7 separate regions of the Homo sapiens genome follow, and regions 1, 2, 3, 4, 5 and 7 are each linked to region 6. A link is a loop called in an ENCODE intact Hi-C map of the cell type or tissue named here. Cell type or tissue: MCF 10A. All regions are shown on one strand. Region 1 has its middle 26 kb from the start of CHN1. Region 2 has its middle 22 kb from the start of ATP5MC3. Region 3 has its middle 64 kb from the start of CHRNA1. Region 4 overlaps LOC107985962 (a long non-coding RNA gene). Region 5 has its middle 230 kb from the start of ATP5MC3. Region 6 holds the start of HOXD12 (homeobox D12). Region 7 has its middle 70 kb from the start of ATP5MC3.

The links. Hi-C counts contacts between places; a loop is a spot of excess contacts. Peaks named below come from ENCODE experiments on the same cell type or tissue, not always from the same donor. Only the 100,000 strongest peaks of a DNase experiment are listed, where the experiment ranks them.
Region 1: it touches region 6 in a loop (7-fold over the local background); 13 of 110 quality-filtered maps call a loop at or near these places.
Region 2: a loop joins it to region 6, with 12 times the contacts of the local background. A loop is called at or near these places in 9 of 110 quality-filtered maps.
Region 3: it touches region 6 in a loop (11-fold over the local background); 14 of 110 quality-filtered maps call a loop at or near these places.
Region 4: a loop joins it to region 6, with 8 times the contacts of the local background. A loop is called at or near these places in 99 of 110 quality-filtered maps.
Region 5: it touches region 6 in a loop (12-fold over the local background); 26 of 110 quality-filtered maps call a loop at or near these places.
Region 7: a loop joins it to region 6, with 10 times the contacts of the local background. A loop is called at or near these places in 44 of 110 quality-filtered maps.

Annotation. Positions count from the first base shown.
Region 1 is chr2:175,029,485-175,033,484 of GRCh38, reverse strand. It overlaps the pseudogene RNU6-1290P. Among named protein-coding and RNA genes, the nearest start is that of CHN1, 26 kb to the right of the region's middle. RefSeq lists a silencer at 2,305-2,374. In MCF 10A, a CTCF peak has its summit at 2,293; no DNase peak of the experiment used is centred here.
Region 2 is chr2:175,201,878-175,205,877 of GRCh38, reverse strand. No RefSeq gene overlaps it. Among named protein-coding and RNA genes, the nearest start is that of ATP5MC3, 22 kb to the right of the region's middle. RefSeq lists a silencer at 1,971-2,110. In MCF 10A, a CTCF peak has its summit at 2,055 (motif pointing left); a DNase peak (open chromatin) is centred at 2,047.
Region 3 is chr2:174,698,507-174,702,506 of GRCh38, reverse strand. No RefSeq gene overlaps it. Among named protein-coding and RNA genes, the nearest start is that of CHRNA1, 64 kb to the left of the region's middle. In MCF 10A, a CTCF peak has its summit at 2,333 (motif pointing left); a DNase peak (open chromatin) is centred at 2,316.
Region 4 is chr2:175,688,205-175,692,204 of GRCh38, reverse strand. All of the region lies in intron 3 of LOC107985962 (a long non-coding RNA gene), which reads left to right. Among named protein-coding and RNA genes, the nearest start is that of LNPK, 310 kb to the left of the region's middle. In MCF 10A, a CTCF peak has its summit at 1,890 (motif pointing left); a DNase peak (open chromatin) is centred at 1,894.
Region 5 is chr2:175,413,337-175,417,336 of GRCh38, reverse strand. No RefSeq gene overlaps it. Among named protein-coding and RNA genes, the nearest start is that of ATP5MC3, 230 kb to the right of the region's middle. In MCF 10A, a CTCF peak has its summit at 2,257; a DNase peak (open chromatin) is centred at 2,296.
Region 6 is chr2:176,096,106-176,100,105 of GRCh38, reverse strand. It overlaps HOXD12 (homeobox D12), which reads right to left and starts at 311. Exons shown (of 2, transcript NM_021193.4): 1 at 1-311. The coding sequence starts at 304. RefSeq lists enhancers at 1-456, 1,998-2,580, 2,581-3,164. In MCF 10A, a CTCF peak has its summit at 2,344 (motif pointing right); DNase peaks (open chromatin) are centred at 2,345 and 3,435.
Region 7 is chr2:175,249,942-175,253,941 of GRCh38, reverse strand. No RefSeq gene overlaps it. Among named protein-coding and RNA genes, the nearest start is that of ATP5MC3, 70 kb to the right of the region's middle. In MCF 10A, a CTCF peak has its summit at 2,265 (motif pointing left); a DNase peak (open chromatin) is centred at 2,281.

The DNA.
Region 1 (4,000 bases), 1.1 Mb after region 6:
AAAAATTGACAAGTGGGACCTAATTAAATTTAAGAGCTTCCGCCCAGCAAAAGAAACTACTAATAGAGTAAACAGACAACCTACAGAATGGGAGATAAAATATTTGCAAACTATGCATCCAACAAAGGGCTAATATCCAGATTCTATAAGGAATTTAATGCAACAAGAGTAAAACAAGTAACTGCATTAAAAAGTGAGCAAGGGACATGAACAAACACTTCTGAAAAGAAGATATACAAGGGGCCAAGAAACACATGAAAAAATGCTCAACATCGCTAGTCATTGGAGAAATGCAAATCAAAATCATAATGAGATACCCTCTCACACTGGTCAGAATGGCTATTATTAAAAAGTTAAAAAAAAACAACCAGATGGCAAGGATAAAGAGAAAAGGGGATGCTTATACACTGTTGGTGGGAATGTAAATTAGCTCAGCCACTACTGCAAGCAGTTTGGAGATTTTGCAAAGAACTGAAAATGTAACTACAATTCAACCCAGCAATCCCATGATTGGGTATATACACAAAGGACAGTAAATCATTCTACCAAAAGGACATCACAGCCCTATTCACCATAGCAAAGACATGGAATCAACTCAGGTGCCTATGAATGGTGGATTGCATAAAGAAAATGTGGTACATATACATTATGGAATACTATGCAGCCATAAAAGGAATAAAATTATATCTTTTGCAGTCACTTGGATGCAGCTGGAGGCTATTAACCTAAGCAAATTAATGCAGAAACAGCCAAATATTGCGTGTTCTTACTGATAAGTGGGAGCTAAACCTTGGGTAGACATGGACACACAGATGGGAATAATAAACACTGGGGACTCCAGGAAGAGGCATGGATGGATGGGGACAAGGTCTGAAAAAACTTCCTATTGGATACTTATGTTCACAATCTGGGTGATGGGATCAGTAGAAGCCAAAACCTCAGCATTATGCAATATACCCTTGTAACAAATCTGCACATGTACCCCTGAATCTAAAATTAAAGTATAAATTTTAAAAATAATTAATGGCTTAACACTAAAACACAAACTAATCTGAACTATTCTAATGATTGACAGTAAAAGCATTACTGAAAACAAAAGGAAACTTATTGCCATCTAATTCAAGTGCTTCTGATCCAGCTGCTATGCCTGCTTTTGTGTATCTCAGACAGAGACCAAAAACAGAGAAACATGGGCTTAGAGTCTGATTTAGCCTACAGTTGAGAAGAAAAGCTAGAATTTGGGACAAAGAACTAAGAAGACATGCCATGCAGGAATTTTTAGGACGTTCCAAGAGCTGTAATCCAAAGAGTTTGCAGCTAGGAAGCTGCTACTAGTTCACCTGCCGGTGGACACTGGCCCTACCCACTACCCACTAGACTCTGCACTGTTAGCCCTGTGAATAATTTCTTTTCTTTTCTTTTCTTTTTTTACTTTGAGATGGAGTCTTGCTCTGTCACCCATGCTGGAGTACAGTGGTGCGGTCTCGGCTCACTGCAAACTCTGCCTCCTGGGTTCAAGCAATTCTCTGCCTCAGCCTCCCAAATAGCTGGGATTACAGGCAACCGCCACCACGCCTGGCTAATTTTTGCATTTTTAGTAGAGATGGGGTTTCACCATCTTGGCCAGGCTGGTTTTGAACTCCTGACCTTGTGATCCACCCACCTCAGGCTCCCAAAGTGCTGGGATTACAGGCGTGACCCACCGCGCTGGGCCAGTGAATAATTTCTTAATGATGTCTTGATCTTTGCATTATTGCTCAGGAGTTAAAGCTGCAAGTGGCAGCATCTGATTGGCTGAGCTCAGCCCCCAAGCTCCTCATGCTGACTCCTCAGGGATGGAGAAATGGGTACCCTCCCCTTGAAATTCTGTAGTGAGAGCGAGGCCTTTTCTCACAAAGATTTATGCAATGGAAGACTCACCCAACAGAGAAATAAAGTTTGGATGCTCAGTAGCCAAGGGAACTAACAAACATCCACCATAGTGAAATATGAAATTGAAACATCAGAAGCTAAAACCAAAAATGCCTAGAACTGCTTTTCAGGTTGAAATGGTCTAGGAAATTTAGGGATACTTCACTGATTTAGATAGGAACAATTTCAAATTTATTTACATTTCAACTGAGCAGGGCAGGACTGGGAAATACTTCATGGGGGGTACTTCCATGAAAAAAAGTCACATTTCACATAAGGAGCCTAGGAAAAGCAGAAGCAACTCTGAGGACTCAGGAGCTGGCTGGGAGAGCATCCAGGCAGCTGTGCACATGGGCACAGTATAGTCAGGACTCTGGGTCCACCTGGTGGTGCAGTTTTTCTTCAACTTTTCTTTCACTGCAGTTCACTGTGGATGGCCCCCATTTCCCAGCAGTGTGGCAATGAGCAAAAATGGGCCCAGATACAAAGCCTAATGTGAGTTCCCTGCATGACAGTGGAAGAGGGGGTGATTAATCAAGAAGACAGTTCTTCATGGGTCGGGATGGGAACCTGGCAGCTCCGGGAGTGCTTTTCCTTTAGGGACACACAAAACACTTCAGCACTGAGGAACAGAATTTCTGTGATTCTGAGACTGGATGCACAATTGACACCAGGGCTCTTAGGGGTCTCCACCTCATCCTTAGGGCCAAGACAGCAGACAGACAGCTGCTAAAGCTGTGGCCCTGTGAAGCTCTTCTTGGCCTGTGGGTCACTCTTCCTCCCTCTTTCCCACAACCGTCTTCTATGGACTATGTCAGCAGAGAGGCTGCCTGGGCAGCTCTGCTGTCCTTGCTGTGTCTCTTACGGCCTTTGACCACAGCTTCTCTCTTGCCCAACACTTGTACGTACCACCTGATTGGCTGCATTTAATCACTGCTTCCTAGGTTTCTCATGCTTTCCTTCTCTAGTTTAAAAGTCCAGCACTTTTTTCTACCTGCCCCTTTTGGTTTCATGTTAGGGTTTCCTGTGGCTGTGCCCCACAACTCAGAGATGTACCCAGGATGATGTCAAACAAGTTGAGGTTATTGCTTGGAGATTGACTTACTGCTAAACAATGTCAATATATGTCTTTGGGGTTGCTACACACAGATGTCCTTGGCTGTCAGTATCATGGAATCTCTCATCATGGCAGTGATGCTATGGGCAAGGCCCTTGGATCTCACCACCTTTATTCAAGAGACAAGCTGAACCCGACCAACTTTCTTAGAAATATAATTTAGCAGTGTTGTTTTTTTCATTAGGTTTAATTAAATTCAGTAAAATGTATGTATCTTAAGTGTAAAGCTCAGAGAATTTTTATGGACATGTGTCCCCATATAATCATCCCCCAGATCCAGGTATACACACGTAAATGAAGTCTGACAGCATGAGTCAATTGGAGCTAATTTCTGCATTCAGGGGGAAAACAGCTAAGACAGTGATTCTCAAACTTTCATGTGCTTCCGGATCACCTAGAGGGCTTATTGAAACACAGATTGCTATTCCCAGGTAATATTAATGCTTCTTGTTCAGGGACCACATTTAGGGAATCCCAGGGCTCAGGACTGCTAGGAAGCGCTAAACTGTCTCCAATTCATAGACATGCAAAGAAGGAAACCCCATTAGCAAAATAATTTTATTTATTAATTTTTCTTTTTAAAATATGCAATGTGTCATGAATTTGTGTGTCATCCTTCCATAGGGGCCATGCTAATCTTCTTTGTATTGTTCCAATTTTTTAGTATATGTGCTGCCCAAGAGAACACAATTTTAGTAAAAATGAATTGGCCATATACTTAACTGAGGATCTTTAAATGCTAGCCTTCTATTTTCTGACCCAGAATTTTCTGAGTGGGTCTTGGTTGCCAGCAAAGGAGTCCACAAAGTTATAAGCATAGACTGCATCAGAACAATGCCCTTTTGAGACTACTTTCCAATGAATTAATCAGTGCTGAGTACTTGAAGAGCTTGAAAGGATCAATATGCTTTTAAAGTCCGGAAGACTCATCATACCCTTTTTACAGTCAGAGCAGGGGTATTGGTAAATTGC
Region 2 (4,000 bases), 890 kb after region 6:
TGGTGGACCTACTGCTAGCCCATAACTTCATTTCCCTTATCTCCATCTCCCCTGACTCTGTGATGATGGATCTACTGAAGGAATGGACATTCAACCACTCTTTTTTTTTTTCATTATTGTTGTAAGATGAGTCATTCAGCCATTCTAACAGATGAACAGAACAGGGTACCGGCGAAGTCCAAGGAAGTTGTGAGGCATGCTTCTGCAGTTGCCTGACTACACATGATAAATAGCCTACACTTTCCAGGCTATTTGTGATAACTCCAGCTCCCCAAAAACTCTGGACAGTGGCTTTGTCACTTACAGGCTTGCTGCATAAATAAATCTTAGCTATTCAATATCTATATTATTCATTCAAAAAGGACTCTGAGCAATTTCATAAAGATCAAAAGTAGAATAATGGTAAGCAGGTACTGTAAGGAGTGAAGACTTACTGTCTAATGGATACAGAATTTCAGTTTGGGATGATGAAAAAGTTATGGAGATGGATGGTGGTGATGGTGGCACAACAATGTGATTATACTTAATGCCACTGAACTGTATACTTAAAAATGGTAAAAATGGAAAATTTTATGTCATACATATTTTACCACAATTGTTTAAAAGGACTTCGAAAACAGGAAACAGGAATATTATTCTCTCATATTCTCCTACTCTAGTTAGTTACTTTTGTTGGTAAGGGACAGATATTCACTCAAGTTTCCACAAGTAATGGCTGTTTATTGCAAGACTTAAGATGGAAGCCAGGATCTCATGGTGATCAATGAGCAGGGACCAGAAATGGAACAGAAACTGGGACTGTACCAAGAACCCTCAGGAGCAAGAACTGTGAGCCTTCCCTCAAGAGCTCCACCAGAAACACTGCTCAGCCTCCTCTTGTCCCTGCTTCTCTTCACATATCTTCTAGCTAAACCGTATGTAACTAACCTGCACAATGTGCACATGTACCCTAAAACTTAAAGTATAATAAAAAGAAAAAGAAAAAAAAAAGACTGAATTCCTCTTCATCTTTTCTTTTTCTAGTAGCTTAAGCTTAGTTATTGTCTCACCTTCTGCAAGGCTTAGTTTCCTCATAATCTGGCTGTGCTCTTGGCCTCTATTCTACATTATACCCCCACTATACATTATTTCATATCAGTTTCTACTATGAGTCCCCTCATATTCTGTATCCCGAATCAGATTCTCATAGGTAAGCATATAATTGGTCCAACTTGTTCCTCTTTGAACAGTTTTTTAAGCTAAATCACCCCATGAGCTGCTCTCCCATCATACTTTGGCTCCCTCTGGTCTAAGCAGCCATATTAAAGGTGGATTTATATGGTTTAAAATATGGCCACCTTCAACTGCCTCTTTAGCAGCAGTGGTGGATATGAAAGACTGTGATAGCCCCATCCAGTACAATCTTGTTTGCTGTATCTTCTCTCCTTATGCTCTGGAATAATAACCCCTCTCTAGGCAAAGCCACAGCAACTACATCTGGGTTCAGTGGCATCTTAGACATTTGTATATATCAGGAGGATCTCTACTATCAAATAGAGCTAAAGACCAAATGGCTGGCCTGGAGATTACATCAGCAGCAGCACTGGAGATCGCCAACACATGTCCCTACCAAAGAGCATGTTTCAGGTGAGACCACAATGCAAAACTATTTTAAAACACTTAGCTTGATTTTACAGCACATTTTTTACCCCTATTGGTTAATCATTATGTTCCTAATTTTGGCATAGCGTAAATCCAAAAAAAATCCTCTGGACAAACGTATCATTTTAAGTCAGCAAATTATTTTTAGTTCTTGGTCATTAAATCCTAACATATATCTAGCACGTTTGGCCTGTAGCAATTGTATTAATTATTGATGTTTTAAACTGCAGAAAATAGTTTATCATGTGGGCAACAAACTAAGTAAAATATCCCCTAAACTTGGAGATATAGGGCACTATTTCTTGAGATATCAGATCGGGCTGTCCGAGTCCTGTAGAGCAGCTGGCTCAATCCACCTCTGCAGGGCTCGAAGCTTCTAGGCAGAACAGGCAGAAAAGCTGCATTGTGGGTGCCCCCAAGTGGGTACAATTTGATGTGCACGCTGAGGATTTTCTCGCCAGCTCCTCTAGCATTCGGTCATGTCTGTGAAGTGATTTTAAAGATGGAGAAAAGCTAAAACGCGTGTATGTTTTACAATATACATCTCTCATAATATCAACTGAAGCAATATTTAATGTTTCAGTCTACCACAGATCATTTATTTTCTAGCAAATGTCTTTCAGAAATGTTTTCAAGTTATGCTGCCATTAAAATATGGAGTAGAAAAAGAATGGAGTTTAGTGTCAGACAAAACTTGACTTTGAACACTGGCTCAGCACCTTACTAGCTGTGTGGCCTTGGGAAATTCATTTTACTTTCCTAATCTATAGTTGTCTCATTTCTAAAATAAATTCAGGAGTATTGGAAAGGAAATTTACCTCGTAGGGTTATTTACTGGATAAGGCAATAACGTAATATGATCAGTGTGCAGCACATTGTAAGTGCTCAATAAATATAATTTATTATTGTTTGTAAAAAATATTTATTGAGATATACTGATATATTAAAATTCTAGGAGGTCCTCAATACCTTTTCAATAAATCCCTTTCCTACTTAAATCAGCCACAGGCAATTTCTATTATTTACAACTAATAACTGGGAAATATATATGATCATAGCCAGGAAAAAGTATGCAGTTGACCTGTATTCTTCAAAAATGTCAATGTGGCTGGGCCCACATTAGAGGGGAAAAATTCTATAAAGAACCTTACTGGAACAATTGATGAAATTGGACTATGAACTGCAGACTAGGTAAAAGTTTTATATCAATGTTAAATTTCCTGAATTTGATAACTATACTGTGGCTATGTAAGAGAACCTTCTTGTTTTGAGAAAATATGCACAGAAATATTAAGGGGCATAATGCAGGCAACCTACTTTCCAATGGCTTAGAAAAGTAATTAAAATATCTATAAAATGTCTTTGTGCAAATGTGTATAGATGATAGACACATAGATGTTTATGTATACAGTTAATACCATACGTGTGTGTGTGCATGCATGCACACAGTCAGAGAGAGTATTAAAAATTATGGAAAATGGCAAAATTTATTGAATCTGCATAAAAAATAAATAGGAATTCTCAGCATACTTGCAACTTTTCATGGTTTAAAATTTTAAGTTTAAAAACCTACGTTTAAAATGTACATAAAGAAATGTAAAAGGTAGTGAAGTAGCCCCTGAAAAAAATTAGCTAACTATCCAGAACTTTGAGAAAACACACAAAATTTTTGCAAATTCTTTAGCAAATAATATCTGTTAAATGTTAAATGAATGTCTGCTCTCTAAATAACATTGAAATATATCAACTAATTCTTTTTGAAAATTGAGAATTAAAACATAAATGGTTTTCATGAGCAAGAAAAATTATGAACTTCAAGAGCTCAAAGGAACCATAGAGATTACCTAGTCCAGGTTTCTTTCAAAGACAGAAAATCATCCAAATTCCCTTAGGGACACGTCATCCACTCTTACTCTATGAGATAATCACCCTACACTAATTACTTGATGGTTTAAAATTATATATGGCTCATTATTCTGAAAACTAGTAAATAAAAGGAAAAACTCAACAATTTAATTCTGGCTTTTTGGTTCTAATTGTATTATCGGGTAACAAAAATCGTTGATAAAGGAAAGCTCTTCTTTGCAAGATAATTCCAGCTAATAGACGAAGAAGAAATGATAGGAAAAGAATATTGTCGTTTTTCAATTCTGATGAAATAATGGATCTAGGTAGTAATCATTAATGGCCACTAAAATCACTAAGTGAAAAGCTGACAGGGAATTATAATAAATCAGGCTGACCTCACTGATTAATTACAACATCACAAAAAAGACAATCAGATGTTATGTGTCTCCTAAATGGTGCACATAGGAAGTACACAACATCACCTGTGAATGCTATTTGAAGAAAGCAAAAA
Region 3 (4,000 bases), 1.4 Mb after region 6:
GGAGTGCAGTGGCACGATCTCGGCTCACTGCAACCTCCCCAACCCGGATTCAAACGATTTTCTCCTGCCTCAGTCTCCTGAGTAGCTGGGATTACAGGCACCCACCACCATGCCCAGTTAATTTTTGTATTTTTAGTAAAGACTGGGTTTCACCATGTTGACCAGGCTGGTCTTGAGCTCCTGACCTCAGGTGATCCACCTGCCTGGGTCTCCCAAAGTGCTGGGATTATAGGCATGAGCCACCGCGCCCGGCCTGTTTGGCTTTTAATGAATCAAAGTACACTTGACTACATCCCATTAAATATAATTATTCTGTTTTATAAATACTAATAGTATTAACTTTGTGTCAGACACTGTTTTGAGTACTTTATAAATTACAAACCCCATGTGGAAAGTCTTAGCAGCAGCAGCAGCAGCTTCATGCTATTGATGAAGAAACTGAGACATGGCAAAGACAAGACTCTTGCCCAAGACTACACAGATAGATGTGGCAGAGCTGGGATTTGAACTCAAGACGTCTGAGTCCATACTCCTCAACACTCTCTGCTACCTCTTGAGCAGAGAATTAAAATTTGCCAACCAACCAACAGAAACAAACAAAAACACACAACCTTTAAGTACGAGTATGAAACGTCCCATTTTCTTCATCCTTTATTTATCAGTCACTCTCCCCTCGGCTGTGTTTTTTTTTTTTTTTTTTTTTCCAGACAGTGTCTCGCTCTGTCACCCAGGCTGGAGTGCAGTGGCACGATCTTGGCTCACTGCAACCTCCGCCTCCCGGGTTCAAGCGATTCTTCTGCCTCAGCCTCCTGAGTAGCTGGGATTACAGGCGCCCGCCACCACGCCCAGCTGATTTTTGTGTTTTTAGTAGAGACAGGGGCTCACCATGTTGGTCAGACTGGTCTCAAACTCCTGAACTCAGGTGATCCACCGCCTCGGCCTCCCAAAGTGCTGAGATTACAAGCATGAGCCACCACGCCTGGCCTGGCTGTGATTTTTTCTAAACACGAATGAACTGCTCACCACCAGCCTGCACTAGGCTCTGTTGGTCACATAGAAGTCAAGAAGGCATGGTCCTCGCCCCCAGGAAGTGAAGAGTATGAGACATCAATAGAAGGGAGAGAAGGTGATACATAAACATGGACATCCAGACATGGGAGGGTCTGTCTGGCCAATGGGGATCACAGACAGCTGTGACTTGTTCCAAAAAGAATCATTAATAATGATACCATTCTAGGGAGACCAAAGGAATTGTTTTCATTCTTCAAGATGAAAAATAGATTCCTTAACAAAGACTGAATTTGACTGTGATTTGGGAAAATGTTCTCTCACTTTAAGCTCTTTCTTTTCTTGATTTCATTCTCAGATCACTAAAGACACACTGATCTCTGTTTACCTTAGTAATGCGACCTCCCACATTTGAATGAACTATACACTGGCATTTATAGTGGGCTGTTTTTAGATGATAACAGCACCCTTTATTTGCTAGAAATGGTGACTCTGAACAATAGTATGCAGATTCGATTTTGGTAATTGAAGTTTTTTTAATGTACAATACTAGGGAGTTTGCTATGGAAAAATTTCTGAAGAGAATCCTTTAGTAAAGCAAGAAATTTTCAAAAATCATATTTTTGAAAATATGATTTTCAAAATCACCAGACCATGCGAGCAATTTGGGGCCTGCAGATGTGTCATCACCCTAATGTCCCTAGCCAATGAATGCTCAACAAATGTTGGAAAAATTAATTAAATTATTAATTTGCTTATTTTTTCCCCTAAGTTCTGATAGGTATGTCAGATGATCTTGATTCAAGGCACACCTGAATTTTGGCTACTTCATAGTCTATTCTTTGCAGCTCTTTGCAAAATAAATTGCACATTCTATGTCTGAGGCCTGGACTCAGCCAATATCTCAGGGAGACTTTGACCCTCATGAAAACCTGGGCACTCGGAAATGACCCTTGAATTGGCCTTGCTGCCCTCATGAGGTCCCAAGGCATTTTTATAAGCACAGCTTTCATCACTGGAAAATCCTGGGTTTATTTAAGGATCTGAAGAACACTCCAGACTGGCCTCGAGTATCTGTTCCTAAGACATTTAAAATATTATCTTTTTTCCCCTACTAATCATATAATTTAGGAGAAATTCATTTTGGAAAATAAGGTACTGCTGATAATACTTTTGTTGAGTTGTGATGGGAATTTTTGGTTGGTGGGCTATATTTGGGGAGGGTGGTTAGATAGCACAGTATACTATACCGTAGTTTGAGAAGAAATGGAGCAAACATACAGAAATATTTTAGTTGAATAAACTGGGCAGCAGCTCCCTCTTGTGTTGAACAGTAAGTACTACAGACACTTAATTAAAGTATGGGGAAGCATCCCTTCATGCACATTAACACTCCAAAACTGAGAGCTTTTCCCAGTAATTTTAAGTCCAAGAAAAGCATAGTGCTCAGTAACTTTTTTTATTTTACGCTATTTTATTTTAATTTATTTTAATCTTTTTGAGACAAAGTCTCGTTCTGTCGCCCAGGCTCGTGTGCCTTGGCATGATCATGGCTCACTCCAGCCTCAACCTTCTGGGCTCAAGCAGATCCTCCCACCTGAGCCTCCTGAGTAGCTGGGGCTACAAGTACGTGCCACCATGCCTGGTTAATTTTTGTATTTTTTGTAGAGACGGGGTCTCCCTATGTTGCCCAGGCTGGTCTTGAATTCCTCAGCTCAAGGGGTCCGCCTTCCTCAGCCCTGCAATGTGCTGGAATTCCAGGTGTGAGCCACCACGCTTGGCCAACTCTTGATTCTAATAGCACATCCACTGCCATTCATTTTTATTTAATTAATTTTTCCAACATTTGTTGAGCATTCACTGGCTGCCAGGAACTAGGGACATTAGGGTGATGACACAGCTGCAGGCCCCAAATTGCTCACACGCTCTGGTCCATCTAATGCCACTTCTTCTCATAATGCTGGTCCCCTGTCAACGGTGACCTGTGCCTCCTCAAACTGCCCCCTTCCTCTTCTCATCTCCCACCCCTACCCTACGACTAAGTCCAGCTCAGGCCTGTTCCCCCTGCCTCCCCTTGGTTGCAGCCAGTTGTTTTCTTGTCTTGTAACCCTTCCTGGATAATAACTCCTTTGAGGGCAGCAGCCCAGGGTCATCCAGTCTCAGTTTCCCTGCAGTCCCTCGTTCAGCATTAGTCCAGTTCATATTCAAATGCGTATTTGTTCCATTTAATTTAATTCAAACAAATAAAAAAGCAACAGATCCCCACAGCTATTAATAGCTTAAAAAGGGTTCCAATGAAGAACTGTATTTGACCTCTTTGTATGCATAACCATCAAAAGTGGAGTATGTAGCTATTGTTTTGTTGCTGCTGTGAATCCAAAATATCTGAGACAGGCCTCAACCAATTTAGAAATTTACTTTGCCAAAGTTAAGGATGCGCCCGTGACACAGCCTCGGTGGTCCTGACACCATATGCCCAAGGTGGTTGGGTACAGCTTGCTTTTATATATTTTAGGGAGACATGAGACATCAATCAATATGCGTAAGATGTATATTGGTTCAGTCCAGTAAAGCGGGACAACTAGAAGGAGGGGCGGGCTGGGGTGGGAGGGGTGTCTTCCAGGCCATAGGTAGATAAGAGACAAAAGGTTGCATTCTTTTGAGTCCTTGATCAGCCTTCCACTGAGTCTGGCTCAGTGAATCTGCATTTTTACATAGACAGCAGGGCAGAGGAAGCAATCAGATATGCATTTGTCTCCAGTAAGCAAAGGGATGACTTTCTGTCTAGCACCTGTGAAGATCAGCTATTATATTAGTCTACATTGCCAGGGTGAAATTCAACAGAACTGTTATAAGGTAAAAATCTTGAGGCCCACATGGAATTTCCTTGTGGGCAAATTGTGAGGGAGGTAGGTATCTCTTTAATCTCTGTAGCTATCTTATTTAGAAATTAAAATGGGAGGCAGGTTTGCTTGACATAGTTCCCAACTTG
Region 4 (4,000 bases), 410 kb after region 6:
ATGAATCCAGGAGCTGGTTTTTTGAAAGGATCAACAAAATTGATAGACCACTAGCAAGACTAATAAAGAAAAAAAGAGAGAAGAATCAAATAGACACAATAAAAAATGATAAAGGGGATATCACCACCGATCCCACAGAAATACAAACTACCATCAGAGAATACTACAAACACCTCTACGCAAATAAACTAGAAAACCTAGAAGAAATGGATAAATTCCTCGACACATACACTCTCCCAAGACTAAACCAGGAAGAAGTTGAATCTCTGAATAGACCAATAACAGGATCTGAAATTGTGGCAATAATCAATAGCTTACCAACCAAAAAGAGTCCAGGACCAGATGGATTCACAGCCGAATTCTACCAGAGGTACAAGGAGGAACTGGTACCATTCCTTCTGAAACTATTCCAATTAATAGAAAAAGAGGGAATCCTCCCTAACTCATTTTATGAAGCCAGCATCATCCTGATACCAAAGCCGGGCAGAGACACAACCAAAAAAGAGAATTTTCGACCAATATCCTTGATGAACATTGATGCAAAAATCCTCAATAAAATACTGGCAAAACGAATCCAGCAGCACATCAAAAAGCTTATCCACCATGATCAAGTGGGCTTCATCCCTGGGATGCAAGGCTGGTTCAATATACGCAAATCAATAAATGTAATCCAGCATATAAACAGAGCCAAAGACAAAAACCACATGATTATCTCAATAGATGCAGAAAAAGCCTTTGAAAATAATAATAATAATAATAATAACAATATTGAAACACATATAACTCTATAAAGTAGGCTCTGTTTTTTTCTGATTTCAGATGAGGAAACTACAGCATGGGCAGGTAAATATGTTGATCAAGTTGACTTAGCTTTTAGGCCAATACTACTTAAATAGTTTGCTCTTTCTGTAGCATGAACTTAGATTTTTAGAAACAATTGTGGCCAGTAACACAATGGAAAGGCATCATCTACATTCCAAATCGACCAGACTAGAATTGTGTCCTGCTGTGTTGTGTTAGTGGTGCCATGTCAGTTCCCAATGATAGTGATTAACAGTAACATTTGGAGAAAGGACAGCAGTGGAGAGTGAGAATGTAGCTTTATCATTGTGAAGAGCTGAGACAGTAGCAAAAAGTTTCAGGATAGACTATCTGAGAAATGAGTGGGACTTGGATTTTGGCCACTCATTGATTCGTCCAGAAAATATTTAATGAACATTTACTGTGTGCCTGGCATGCTGTTCTCAACCGTGAGGACCATGGTGAGCACAACAGATGAAGCCCTTCCTGTAATGTAGATAACATGGCCTCCAAAGGTACTTCACACTAATAATTTTTACTTCCATTGTCTGAAAATTTAGTTGTTCACAATCCTCTGCTTTTGAGGATGTTCTTTCTGTGTTTCAGTTACTTCTCTAGGATTTTCTTCCTATAAACTAGTTTATCTTCTGATGCACAGAAAGGGACTATATTCGTGTGGTCTGTAAGATCAGGGGAGGAAATAGCTCTTGCAGGTTATTTAAAACGTGCATGAAGATATGCAGGCACGGCTTACACAGCCCTGGGCTTCAGCCCAAGAATGTGCTGATCATGTCCACAACTACAACTGCATAAAGACCCACATTAAAACAGTAATAACAGAGAAATGAAGGGGAAAAAAGTCACAGAGACAAAGCAGAAATGGTTCTTGAATTAAATCACTTTTATCTGAGCTCATTCGCTTAAGGATGCAATCAGCTCACTATTTCAGCAGCTTGGGACCTTAGAAATGTATTTCAAGATTAATTATAAAATGAATTCTTTAAAATGGAAAAATACACTACTTTCCTATTACTCTTAACAAGAGTCTAAGGTTAATGAAGCTTTGAGGCAGTTTAGTGGTTTGACTGCCACCTACTGTTCATTTTTTGCCATAACTCACATGTAGCTTGGGCAAGAGGTAAGAAAAATGCCTTGGGCAAACCATTTTGTAAAAAAGTATTTTAACATATGTGCTGTAATGTAACTATTTAAACATTTTAAGGGATTGAGAGAATGTGATTGATTCCATTTCAAATTACTGTATTTGTCATAGTAGTTTATGAGAGCCCAGTGGTTAAAAATGCAAATTATAAGGCATTCTAATATATATATACACACACATATATATATACACACATATATACATGTGTATATATATGCATGTATATATATGTATGCACAGGGCATTTCATTTAGTCCTGACAAAGCATTATACTTGAAATTTATAAAAATATGCCACAAACACAAATGCATCAACCTGAAAATATCATCTCATGAAGCTGGCATCTGATCTTTAAAACGGAAAAGAGATCTCCATCATCACACTTTTATGCTTACATGGCTTGTGAAGACTTCAAGAATATAAGCACTTATTCTGTCAAAATAAGGAGATCAAGTACTAGCCATCTCCAGCTAATTCAGAATGCCCCAGACTTTTGATAGAAATCTGTTCAGTTAACACTGCAGCAGTCATGATATTCTGTTAAATGCTTAAAGTTCAGAAGGCAGAATGGTTGTGCATTTTTTTCTCTCTATTATCTAAATTTCTTAATTCAGAGTAATAACTCATTTTCCGGATGTGACAATGCTATTTACTGTTTAAATATAGAATCTTGGTGGAAACTTTATAAACATGTCATTCCTAAGGCACATTTTAAAAAATGTCTACATGAGTCTATGTGAGTTATTTTATTTTTAAAATTGTACCTTTTCAAGCCTTTGTACTAAATTATGCATATAAAAAATTGCAAACTGTTTATGTGTTATTACTGATGTATTGTATATCTTTATATGCTTTTGTATTTACAAATATATTTGTAGATTGTTTCATTCATACTAAAATCTGCTTATATTTATTATATTTTTTAAAGCACAAAGAAAAAGTCACCTAGAATATTTTGGCATTGTTAAAATGTGCCTCCTGCTAAAACTATGTTGCAGTTTTCAGTATGAAATGGTGTCAATAAATTTCAACATTCTAGAATATCTTCAATTAACATTTCTTTTCTCTGCTAGGGACAGTTATAGAATAGTGGTAGCTTCATTTGTTAAGACAATCTTGATGAAAGAAAACATCAATATCCTCGTTCATTTTTTGCCATAATAGTATTTTTTTTCTGATGTATAAAATAGCCATCTTGGATTTCAGAATCACTGTTATTAGGCCTTTCTCTCTCTATATATAGTTTTCAGATAAATGCACATTGTTTAAAAATGTGTCCTTAGTGATGCCAATAATATAGATACAAAATGAAAGCTTTTCATGTGGATTTATTTACAGTGATGCTGATAAAATTTATAAAAATGATATAAGATGATATTAAGCAACATGAGCAAATTTGATCAAATATTCATTCTATAGCTTCCCCCTAAGTGATTCCATCCAATAACAATGACACTAATCCAAAGCCAAAGAAAAATAGTTTTACCTAAAATGTTGGCAAAGGAGCTGGAACAAATAGAATTAAGCTGACCTTTTAATAAATGTCTGTTTATTGATTTAAATTCACTTTTTTCTTTTTCTGAGCAATGCTGACGAGGCCTGTTAGAATACAAGCATGTATAATAACTTGGACACAACCATTTTTACTTCTTTTGTGTGTCATTACTGAAAGATTGAAGCAAGCTTCACCTAAGTGTAGTGATGCAAAAATAATAGTATCCCAGTCTGGCTGCGCAAGAGTGGAGGCAAACAAGAGCTTCATATTAAAGTGCCTTCTAGGTAGCTGACATGACGCATCTAGTCAGACGTAAATAATGACAGACGGAAACTATCATGAGGTCTGTGAAGCATCAACATACTGCTATCATTTTCTCTCTAACCTTGCCTTGCTAGCAGCTCTCAGCCTTACAGGCTGAGAGATCATTTAAAAAGCAAATCCTAATGACTCTGCCCACTGTAACAACAGTCAGCAAGATTGGCATCAATTTAGCTCAGTTTAGAAACTCAGAATAACAGCCATTGTTGACTTGCAACACC
Region 5 (4,000 bases), 680 kb after region 6:
ACTGCCTGGAGATGATAAAGGCCTCCCGTCTGTTTCACTGCTGACCATTTGCTGGTTGGTGTCTGCCTCATCCTTGGCTCTTCAATTGGTCTCTCTTTAGCACTTCTACAGATGGTTCTACCTCCTGCCCTGCAGAAGTCCCTACTCCTGTAACAAATTGAATTATCAATAAAAAACAAACTGGAAAATAATCAGCAGTTAAATAAAATCAATTATTCAAAAGAAGGTTTGATATGGAAAGGCAATTGGAGCTTTATTCAGCAGTGAATTGAAATTAATAATATATATTTTATTCTCTCTATATAGTAGAATCAAATCAGGACATTCAAGGAGAAATTCCTGCCCAGGGTTTGACCAACGTGCTGGCAATGGCCCTCCTATGCTGATCTCTTATAAGTCCTGTTTCCTCCAAGTTAGCTGGGTTTAGGCTCTTAAATTTCTAGTAGGGGTTTGAGAATTCTTAGTTATCTTTTGGTCTTTGAGTGACTGTCAACAGCAGAAAAAAAGAGACAATTGTAGTCATGCTGTGGGGAGAGGGCTGATATTTTGGTGATGAAAGAGGTTTAAGTTTCACAGAACTTTAAAAAACTTCCAATTATTTTAATAATTATCATCAATAAACTTTCCTCATGGTACCATCACTTGTATTTGTCCATGTGAAGAAGATAAACTTGAAAACTCATTTAAACCACTCCTTAAGGCTGAATAAAGGGAATCTAGCACAGGCTTTCTCCTCCAAAACAGAAAAAGAATATCTCAGCTGCTATGCAAGATTGAGAAAACTCAGAACCTGAGCTCTGTAGATCACTCTGAAGCTATAAGAATAAGGTGTATATACACAATGGAATATTATTCCACCACAAAAAGCATGAAATCCTATCATTTGCAACAGCATGGCTGGAACTGGAGGACATTCTATTAAGTGAAGTAAACCAGGCACAGAAAGACAAATACCACATCTTCTTACTCACATGTGGGAGTTACAAAACTTGATCTCATGGAGGTAATGAATAGGATGGTGGCTACCAGAAGCTGGGAAGGGCAGTGGGAAGGGAGGGATAAAGAAGGGTTGGTTCATGGGCACAAAAATACAGTTGGATAGAAGGAAAAACAGCCAGTGTTTGATATCACAATAGAGTGACTACAGTTAACAATAATTTACTGCATATTTTGAAGTAATAGAAGTAGATTTGGAATGTTCCCAACACAAAGAAATGATCAATGTTTGAGGTTATGGATACCCCAGTTACCCTGATTTGATCATTACCCATTGTTTGCTTTTATCAAAAGATCATATGTGCCTCAGAAATATGTACAACTATCATGTATCCACAAAAATTAAAAATAATTTTAAAAAACAATAGCAGAATTTAGGAATATGTGACAATAAAATCTCCCCTTTTCAGTAGGTCGTATAGAAACTATTGTGCGTCTGTTTTCCAAAGTTCTAATTTGTTTAAACATCACTTGAAATGTAGGTTCAACTGAGAGGGAAAGAAGAAGTACTTTCTCCTTTTAGAAATAAAGCTGGGGCTGGGCATAGTAGCTCACACCTGTAATCCCAGTGCTTTGGAAGGCCAATGCAGGAGGTTTACATGAGCCTGAAAGTTCGAGACCAGTATAGGCAACAGGGTGAGATCCTGTCTCTACAAAAAAAAAAAAAACTAGCTGGATGTGGTGATGTGTGCTTGTATTCCCAGCTACTTGAGGCTGAGGTGGGATGATTGTTTGAATCCAGGAGTTTGAAGCTACAGGAAACTACGATCATACCACTGCATTCCAGCCCATCTCTAAAAAACTAAAAATGAAAATAAAAATATATCAAAAAGAAATAAAGTTTGGGATATGTTAGCATGGTGAACATGAAAATACTAAGAAAGTTAAAGAAAATTAACTTTCTACAGCTTTAGTTTTAAGGCAATAGGAGATCAGTAGTAGAGTGAATACACAGGGCTACAGGCCAAGGAAACCTGTTTTAGGAAGGCAAGTCTTAGGCCTAGCGAATGTGCAGATATATTAGAAATGAGACTGTCTGAATAAATGCCATTTGTCAAAATGCTTGTAGCAAAGAGCTTACTTCAAGGCAAAGGTGATTCATTAAAGGAAGGAGGCTGGAAGGTGAGGGGTTCAAGATGTGAGTCATTTAGGATTAAATCCAAAGTGCTCCCAAACAACAAACAAATAAACACAACAAGCAATAATAAAAAGCAAACACATGTAGTCTTGCTTCTCAATGATGAGGGGAGAGTGAACCCCCTGCCGGACAGAGTTATTGGTGCAAGTCTGCTCTGAATCCCTGAAGCACTCAAACCACCTCTGGCTGTGCCCCAGAAATGCCTGGATTCTAAAGGAAGTGAAAGAGAAACTTGGATTCTAAAGGCAGTGAGAGCAAAAACGTGCACTTTTAAAACATTTTCTCTGAATTACAAGTTTATTTTAGGTTTCTTATATATTAATTCCTTTTAGTTTCTCAACACTTTAAACAAACGAATATTTGAATGTCTACTTTCTCCTTGATATTGAGTAGTATACATAAGGTTGTTTTTGCATATATTTACAGAAACCAACAATGTAAAATATGCAATTCGAAGTTGTTAAAAATTGCTACATTATGGTGACTCACTACAATGTGAAGGCACAAAACTAGAAGAAAAAGAACAATGTTTTTTAAAGCAGCTGAAGTAATTTTGTCCACCACTTGTTGCTTTTTGTTCTAGGTTTTGTCTGCTTTACCCTGTTGGTTCCTAAAATTAGGTGGAAAAACTTTAGTCCCAATGCAAGGGCCCAAATTGACCTTTGCTTATATTATTTTTCCTTTTATGTCTAGTCTATTTAATGAATATGTAACCATCCTTGGAAAACATTTGACAAGAATGCTACTGCTCCTATTCCTATGCCTAGGCAGACATCAGTAATTGATCATGGCACTGTCTCCCTGGTGAGTTGGGACAGAGCCACGCAGTTCTCCATGTATTGTTCCAAGCAGCCACTACGATTGGCTGGAATTAGCATATTAAATAAATCCTATTTTATGCCTTGGGACCAGAATCTCAGCTGTTGAAAATTCTGTATGCATAAGATAGGACGAGAATCTTGCCAGAGTGGTACTTTTTAATAACTTACATATACCATAATGTAGAAAGAAACATTAAAGAAGTAGCAACATTCATAATCTACTATCTATTTTGTTGCTCTTCACTAAATGGATTTGTTCTTATGTTTGTTGCTATTTAAGTGCAACATAATTACATATTATGGAACATGTATATACTACTTTAGTAAGGTTATTATTTATGTTTTGCCATAACTATATTTATTTGTTTCATTAGAGTGCATAAGTACTTTGGGGAGAGAGGCTTTTTCAAGATGAAAAGATGGTTTTTAATTATTATGGTTTTCTTTGCTTGAAGCTGATTTTCATAATTAACACATATTAGAGTCAAATGCAACCATGTATTTTATGCTCACTGGAGTATACAAAATTTAACTTTTCTCAATGGGCTGTTTGTGCAGTAGCAGTTTCACAATGGCCTCTGCACACTCTGGGTAATGGTAATATTACGTTAATGTGCTGATCTATACTATCTATACCATTGAAAGTATTAGATCAACTTTTTGCAGAGTTTACACAATGTCACATTTGCTTGATGAAAATGTCCATAGTAAAATTTCATTTCAGTAATTGAAGAGTCAAATCAGGCCTGACTAATCAGCAAGTGCAACCTGAAGGGCTTCAATCAGAAGAGGCAAAAAACTGTGTTATTGACTTTGTAAAAACAATACAACCTTTCTCATTTTTCTAGAGTCGAAAAAGAAAAAAGCAAATACAAAGTGCAAGTCCGAAGCTCTGCTTATTGGTTTTTTGTTCTGTTTTGTTTTCTCTAAACTTTTTTCCTTAATTTTGTTAGTGTTGCTTATAGCAGAGAAGCAGAGACTAGCTAACTCTTCGCTAAACCCACTTTCTCCTCTTCCTGGGCACACAGGTAGACTACATTCTCAA
Region 6 (4,000 bases):
CATAGAACTTAGCCTGCTCTTCGGGTCCGTCTTTGGCTGTTGGGGGCTGCAGGCCGAGAGGCCCGGAGCCAGCCAGGTAGGGCTGCGAGAAGCCGCCGAAGGCAGTGGCGCCCGCAGGCTGCGCGGGGGCGCAGGAGGCGGGCGTGGCGGCCCAGGGCAGCGCGCCGCGCGGGTAGGAGATAGGGGGAAGCGCGGCCAACTGGCCGCCATTCGGCCTCAGGTTGGAGAAGTAGAAAGAGTCTGGCGACTGCAGATTCAGAAGCGAGCCCACATAGCCCGCTCTGTAGAGACTGCGCTCACACATCTCCAACAAAGGGCTTCGGCTGCGCTCGCAACAGTATTTAGTTACAACCGGGAATAAGAGGACAGGCTCAGACGATTGGACGAAACTTTGCCTGCAGGTTCTTCAAAGCCGGTCATTTCAGCACCGCCTACATCCCCCCGACCCGTTTTCCCCCCCTTCAGAGTATTATGATAACACCCGCAATGTTCGATGGCGAAGGACGAGGCTGCCAGCAGAGCCAAATCAGGTTGAGCGAAGACTAACTGTCTGCGGGTTTCCAGGCCCGGCTTCAGCAGCTGGGGACATCGGGCAAGAGGGTGACTCTGCCCAAGTGTCCCCTGGGACTCTTCTTGGTCGTGATTGGCTTTGCGATTCGTTTTCCGCAGGCTTTCTGGGCCCGGCTTGCTTCTACCGGCTTTAAGTTGCAGCGGAGGCATTTTCCATTAACCGGCGCCTCTCGACTTATCCGGAGAGGGCGCGGTCCGGCGGCACCAGGAGCTCTGTCCCTTGGCCTGAGCAATGTCACTTTTACCCCAATCACTCCCACAGAGAGGGTTTCTCCAGAGACCTCTGCCTGAGGATCTGGCAGCAAAGACCCATTCGCTACTTGAGCCCTCAGTCCCAGGCCGCAGACACAAAAAGGGCATCACAAACTACCCAATTTTGGGATCCAGGAAGGAGGCCACACTATTTCTGGTTTGTGTCCCCATGGCTAAGAACTCTGATCATAGGGAAATTGCCATACAGGTCCATGGAGAATGTCCGCCAGGGAACCCATCAGCTCGATCCACCAATCGTGGCCAAAGGCTACATTCCTTTTATCTTCAGGAGTCCTCTCCAGGACTACACACTGCAAACCAGAACTCCGAGGTGTCCCCATCCACCAAGTGGAGGGCAAAGCAGGACGAACTCCCCCGACTGGGTGTGGAAAGGCAGAAGAGCCAGAACCACCTGGCCGGGGAACAGCGGGCGTTCGGAGGCAGCTGGCTAGCAGAGTTCCTTGCCTCAGCGCCCCCAGGGGTGCCGGGGATAGGGAGTTCACGGGTCTGACAAACAGGGAAGTGGGAAAGGCAGCAGTTCTTAGCCGGGAGCGGTGTGCTCAGACCCCGTCGCTGGCCCTCTTGCCTAGTCCGGCCAGAGGACTAGGGGTCCTCCCCTCCTGCCTCTGATCCCAAGACCCTGGGAGACCCGGTGACCGGCGCCAGTCTCAGCCTGCAGCAGGACCCTCGGTCTCCGAGCCAAGCTGGAATTGGTTAGATCGCGGGCTCCTGCACTGAGACCACACAGGCGCCGCCGGAGGGCAAGACTGACCGCCGCGCTGCCACTTTATTGTGTGAGTTATGGCGACCAATTGGGTGGCTCTGGGGAACGCAATCGGCCTCTTCCTCCTGCTCTGGTGGGGGGGAGAGAGGGAGTGAGGACGGGGGGGTGGGGATGTCTGGGGCTCCTCTGGCTCTGCCAGAGAGTTTCCTTAGGAGCCCAGGCATAGAGACTCACTCGCTCTCGTCCTCTCTTGGGAGGTGGGGGCAAGCACAAACTGCAATCCCAGTTCCTAGATACTCAAGGGAATACAAGCCTCAGATCCCTAAGAGCTCTTATTTTGGGGAACCCATCCTATTTTCGAGGAGCTGCAGCTTCGTTACTCCCGAAAGCTCCAGCTCCAGGGGTCCCTGCAGTCTCTCCTCACGTTTCAGTGCACGACGATTCCTCGTTATTTCCAAGCCGAGGGGTGTCTCTTTCGGACCTTTAGGCAGCCCTACAACAGCTGTTTGCGCCTCAGGACTAAAGGCATAAAAGAACTCAGTGAAAAACAGGAAAAACAAGAACAACTAGGTTCCCTCCATTGCTCCTTGGACAGTCTTCCCACTTCATCCCCCGGGTTTATGACTTTCGAGGTCTGGCAGGCAAAGTCTTATGCGAGCTGGGGAACCTGATCGAGGGAGGATCGGGGTGGAAAGTAGTGGCGGGAGAGTGGCTTGGCTGGTGATTAAGAGAATGGAACAGGATTTGGCTGAGGAGCGAATAGAGAGCTCTGCCAATGCCGCCCAATGCCCAGGAGATGGCGAGCGCGCTCCATGCCTATCGGGGCGCAGCCGCACGGTCAAGATCAACAGTGAAGGGCGGTGCGGCCTCCCTGGGGTCGCCAGCCCGCTTTCAGACGCAGCCTAGCGCCTCCGAAAGCCGGAGATCTTGGCGGCAAGGCCGCCCCTGACAGCGGAGCCAGAGGGACCCAGGGGGCTGCCAGAGGCGGGGAAGCACTGCAGTCGCCCCTTTGTCTGACCGTGAGTCCCGGCTCCAATGCTTCCTTCGCCTCTTGAATCACGCGACACGGGGACCTCGTTCCCCCACCCGCGGCGCTAAAAACCTGCCGGGTTTCTGAGGAGCTCTCCTGCCGCCTGTCTCCAACCGAAGGAAAGGCCTCTCTCCAAGCCCCCTTAGCCTTCCGGGTTCCCCGAGGGCCTCCCTCCCAGTGCCTGGGCCACTTACCAGTTCCTCTCCTCCCTCTGCAATTTGGAATATAAAGGGAATGCATATGAATAACAAAGCCTTCTTCTGTTATTGATTTAGCCCTCAATCCAAATTCCTCCAGAGAGCGTTTGAGCACAGTTTTAATCTTCAGCAAACCTACCATTTCTCCAAGGCGGGGGGAGGGGGGGAAGTGACATGCAAACTAGAGATGAAAGGAAAGCCTCGAGGCAATCTCCCCTACCCACGATGGGAAACCCGAGAAATAGACAGGGGAAATGGAGTGAAGCTCCGGAGTGTGGGACTCACAAAAAATGGAGGGGAAGTTGGCGATTAGGAGAAAGGAAAAATGTGCCCGTTTCTGATGAAAACACATCTTTTGAGAAAAACCACAAAAACGGTAACGACCCTTCCCGAAGTGTAAGGTGGGGGATGGTGTGGCCCCTTGTGCACGGGTTATTTCTTCTGCAAAGATTGAATCGCGATCATATCTCTCTCTGTTTCTCTGTCTCTGTCCCTCCCCCTCAAAATCGAAGTTAGCTGTCCACGGTCGCCAGTAAGATATGAAAGAAATCAAGCTGGGACAGGGAAAACGAAAGTAGCTCCAAGTCTTAGGTCTCTGCGTTTTCTCTCTCAAAGTCATGAGGGAGCCCTCCCACCAGGAGAGTTTTCACACTAAGTGAGGTTTTAAATATCACTATGTAACTAACTTACACACTAAAACTTTAGCAACCACTGAGTTGATTGTGTGGGGAGCTAACCATGAGGAGTCATCCAGTTCCTCATCGGCCATTTCCCTGAGTGGCAAAAAGGCCTCAAACAGAAAATTCTAGTGCCTAAAAATTGCGTCTGAAAGTTTAGGTTTTATGTTTTCAGTTGTCAACTGCTCTGTGCAGACTGCCCGGAGAAGGCGATATGGGATAAGCTTGAAATGTTTCTTTTTCGATTGCCAAATATGGGTATGTCTTTCTAATTTCAAGACCTTCCTAGTCCAGATGTTTATAATGGTCTTTCCAGGTTGAAAATTTTCAAGTGAGTAAGTTTTTCTATGCACAGGCATACAAATACATATGGATTAAAAAATAAATAGAACTATATAAATAAATTGACAATAGTGAAAGAAAAGTAAAATTTTATTGTCTTTTGAGCTGGCCTGGTATAAAATATCATTTTAAACACTGTAAATGATATCCTCATTTTAAAACATCACTACTTATGTTAAAGTCATGGGCAAAAGGGAGGGAGGGGGGC
Region 7 (4,000 bases), 850 kb after region 6:
TAATGAGTCTAGTCGGGAAAACAAAGCTGCTAAGCATTCCACAGCAGACTGCACTGCAGTCCAGGACTGGGGGAGTCTTTTGGGGTCTGCTGAGCATCTGAAAATACATTTTAAGGTGTTCTGGTTATTAAAGAAATCAAACTTCTTAGTTTCTTATTTTTAAAAGAAATACGTTGCTAAAAAGCATTATCTGTTGTTGATTCTTTTGTACTTCTGTAAACTATTTTTCTGTATTCATAAAATAATTCTAAAACCTTAAGTGTATCTTATGCATTAAAATTTTTTATTCATAGTATTTTCAGATGAAGTAGACCATCTCTTCCAGGAAAATGTTTCCATTACTAATTCAAATTGCCCCTAAGCAACCTAAATAAAGAGACCATATAGTGCAGTCATTCAGAACAGGAAGTCGGATGTCAAAGAGTTCTGGATTCAAATTTGAGCTCTACTACTTACCAGCCCTGTGACCTGAAGCAAGCTACTTTTCTGTGCAAGATCTCTGTACTGAAAATAGAAATAACGAGAGTTATTTTAAGAATCAAATTAGATAATGAATGTATGGTGCCTAGCAGAATGCCTGTCACTACTATTTTGTTGTGTACTTTTTGTTGTTTTATTACATCCATCTCATGAATTTCAAGCCTTAACAGCATAGAGAATAGCTGTTCTATCCAGGGAATAGAAAATCATCAAGCATCAATTATTACGTTGCTCAGCTGCTATGTTGTAGAAAAGGAAAGCACGGCTATCCCACAAGTTGTGAGAACTAGGGAAAAGAGAACTGGAGTGATGGGAAGAGGAAGCAGTAGGAAACATGAAAGTCACTTAATTACCAAGAAGATGTTTTACTAATGTATCTCACATGTTGTTAATTAATTCAGTATATACTTATTGCACACTAACTATATGCAAAACACTGTGCTAGGTGTCAGAGTGTTCTGGAGTTACAAAGATCAGACATGTTACCTGCCTTCAATAATCGTAAAGCCCAGCAGAGTGGTTGCCTTCATTATATCTGTACTACCTTGCCTCGTAGTCACTGACTTACCAGCCTTAGTCTATTGATTATGAGAAGGTATGCTGTCATTCACATTTGTTCCTCTGCACTTAGCACAATACCTTGCTCCTAATAAGTACGCAATAAATGTTTGTGGAAGTAAATTCTTATCATGAAGGAGAGAATCAATCATTGTTGGATTTCTAACTATACTATGTAAGCTCTTAGAAGGCAAAGACATGTACTTGTAAATTTCTTGATGCCAAGAGAAAGGTGTTTTTGATATTAGATTAGCAGTTATGCCAATATTAAAATACTGCATCATTTGTTCTCACTCATAGGTGGGAATTGAACAATGAGATCACTTGGACACAGGGCAGGGAACATCATACACCAGGGCCTGTCAGGGGGTGGGGGGCTGGGGGAGGGATAGCATTAGGAGAAATACCTAATGTAAATGATGAGTTGATGGGTGCAGCAAACCAACATGGCACGTGTATATCTATGTATGAAACCTTCACGTTGTGTGCAGGTACCCTAGAACTTGAAGTATATATATATATAAAAACTGCATCGTTGTTAAAATGAGAGTTGCTATGCAATATCAAAGTGCACTTATTGCAGTCTCCATTTTCAATAGGCCTTTTTAGTCACAGGTGCATAAAATATGCATTGTATTGCACTGTGGTATCTACTTAAAGGAAATAAAGCAATGAAAATATGCTCTCTGTAAACAGGCTCTTTCCTTGAGGTTTGGAAAACCCATTTTTTGATAAGATACTATAAAGAAGCTTTACGTTGAGTCATAAATGCTGGAACTTCATGATTTATTTTTAATTCATATTATTTTAGTTTATTTGTCTATTAAAATACATTATAAAATATGGACAATTATGTTTAAATTAGGAAAAACTGATTACACAATGTGTATGTTTTCCAATTCTCATGTGGCTTAATAGACAATTCATAATACTGTTATAGTTTATTTGATAAAATTATGGTTTGAGGAGTGTATTCTTTCTGATGTTCTATGAGGTAGATTGTGCGTTGTTATATTACTGAACTTCGTTGGCTGTGGAAGTTTGCAGCTGAGGCTTTAATGGCAGAGTGGAGGCAGGCTACTCCTCCTCTATTGAAGCTGATTATAATCGGTAGGCTGGAATGAAATTATCTACAGCCTAATCCAAGCATGATGACTTTCCATTAATCTGTGATGGGGTTTTATTTCTTTATTATGAGCTAAATGTGTAAACGCATAAGAATTAGCAAAGCCATTTTGGCACGATTTAATTCTCAGGGCTCCCTCTGCTGGTAGTGAAAGATGACAAATTTACAGAGAGCTTAAGAATGAGGGCAATACAATTATTACCACAATTTTGCCATTTATATTAGATCTAAATTTATTGTTGGACACTTATGCAATAAAACCAATGTTTTGGTTTACAGCTAGCCAGTTTTCCCCTTAAAGATTAAGTGATATTTTGTGGTTGAATTAATTAGTCTTTTCATCATGGAAAATTGAGCTATTTTGTATTTAAAATAAATATTTGCCAGAGTTATACACAGTAATTTATAACATCACTTATACAAATTATTACCAACAGCTTACATAAATAAAAATGGAACACTTAATAGAGACATAGTGAAGATTTAGTAGCTACCCAAACTACTTCATTCTCCCCTATAATTCCTATACAACAAATACCCCACATACCATCTGATAAAAATTACTTTCTGAGACATAATTCCCATCTCAATGTAATATATATATTACATGAAAAATTGGGGCTGGGCGAGGTGGCTCACGACTGTAATCCTAGCAGGATTTGGGAGGCCAAGGTGGGTGGATCACTTGAGGTCAGGAGTTCGAGGCCAGCCTGACCAATGTAGCAAAACCCCGTCTCTACTAAAAACACAAAAATTAGCTGGGCGTGGTGGTGGGCACCTGTAATCCCAGCTACTCAGGAGGCTGAGGCAGGAGAATCGCTTGAAACTGGGAGGTGGAGGCTGCAGTGCCACTGCATTCCAGCCTGGGCAACAAAGCAAGACTCCACCTCAAAAAAAAAAAAAAAAGAAAGAAAGAAAAGAAAAAAATTGGAAAAAATATTCAAAGTGGAATCTCTGAGACAGAGTACTCATATATATGAGTGCTCTTTTAACTTTGAAGCATACTTTCGTATTTATTATCATATTGTATCCTAACAACCCTAGAAATAGAGCAGAGACTATCAACCTAATTCGACAAATACAGAAACAGAGGTCAGAGATTTTAAGTGACTGTCCCCAAGTTATACACTAGTTAGTGGAAAAGAGTGTTTCTTCCAGCAAGGCTCAAAAGCCTCTGTCTCTTGAGAACTATTTAATAAAAAGGCATCAAGAAAATTATTTAAATAATCTAGTTTTTTATTAATGATGTTGTCTTGGATGGCTTCTTCATATTTATACTTCACAATACCCTATTCTGACCAGCTCCCAATGAATCAAAATCTTCTGAGAGCTGTAGACAAATTTCAACAAAGGGTTCTGTCAATGAATGAGAGAAGGCATGAGGGAACTGGCCAGGTAGAGTTCTAGTCAGGATCTTGAGAGACCTCCATCTAGTATTCAGCTAAAATTGTGCAAATGTAGGCATTGTCCTCTTCAGAGACTTTTTTGATCCAAAAGGGACCACTCTATCATTATCCAGTAGGTTGGTGCTTAAAAGATGGGCTATTTTCTCAAAACTCCAAGTTTCAAGATCATTCAGGAAGTGATGAGAGTTCTGTTATTGTATAGAACTATAACCTGGGTTCTAATTAGGTCAGCCTCAAGATAAAAACAAATGAATAATACAGTTCCCAAGAGTCACCCAGACCATAAGCAGATAATCTTTTGAAACCAAATCACAAACTTAGCTTTTTTCCATGCATAAGTGCACAACCTTTTAGCAAAATTTAATGACAGAGTTGAGACCAAAGATTCTGGTCTAACTAACAATCCTCAGTGAAATCAGTTTGATGGTTT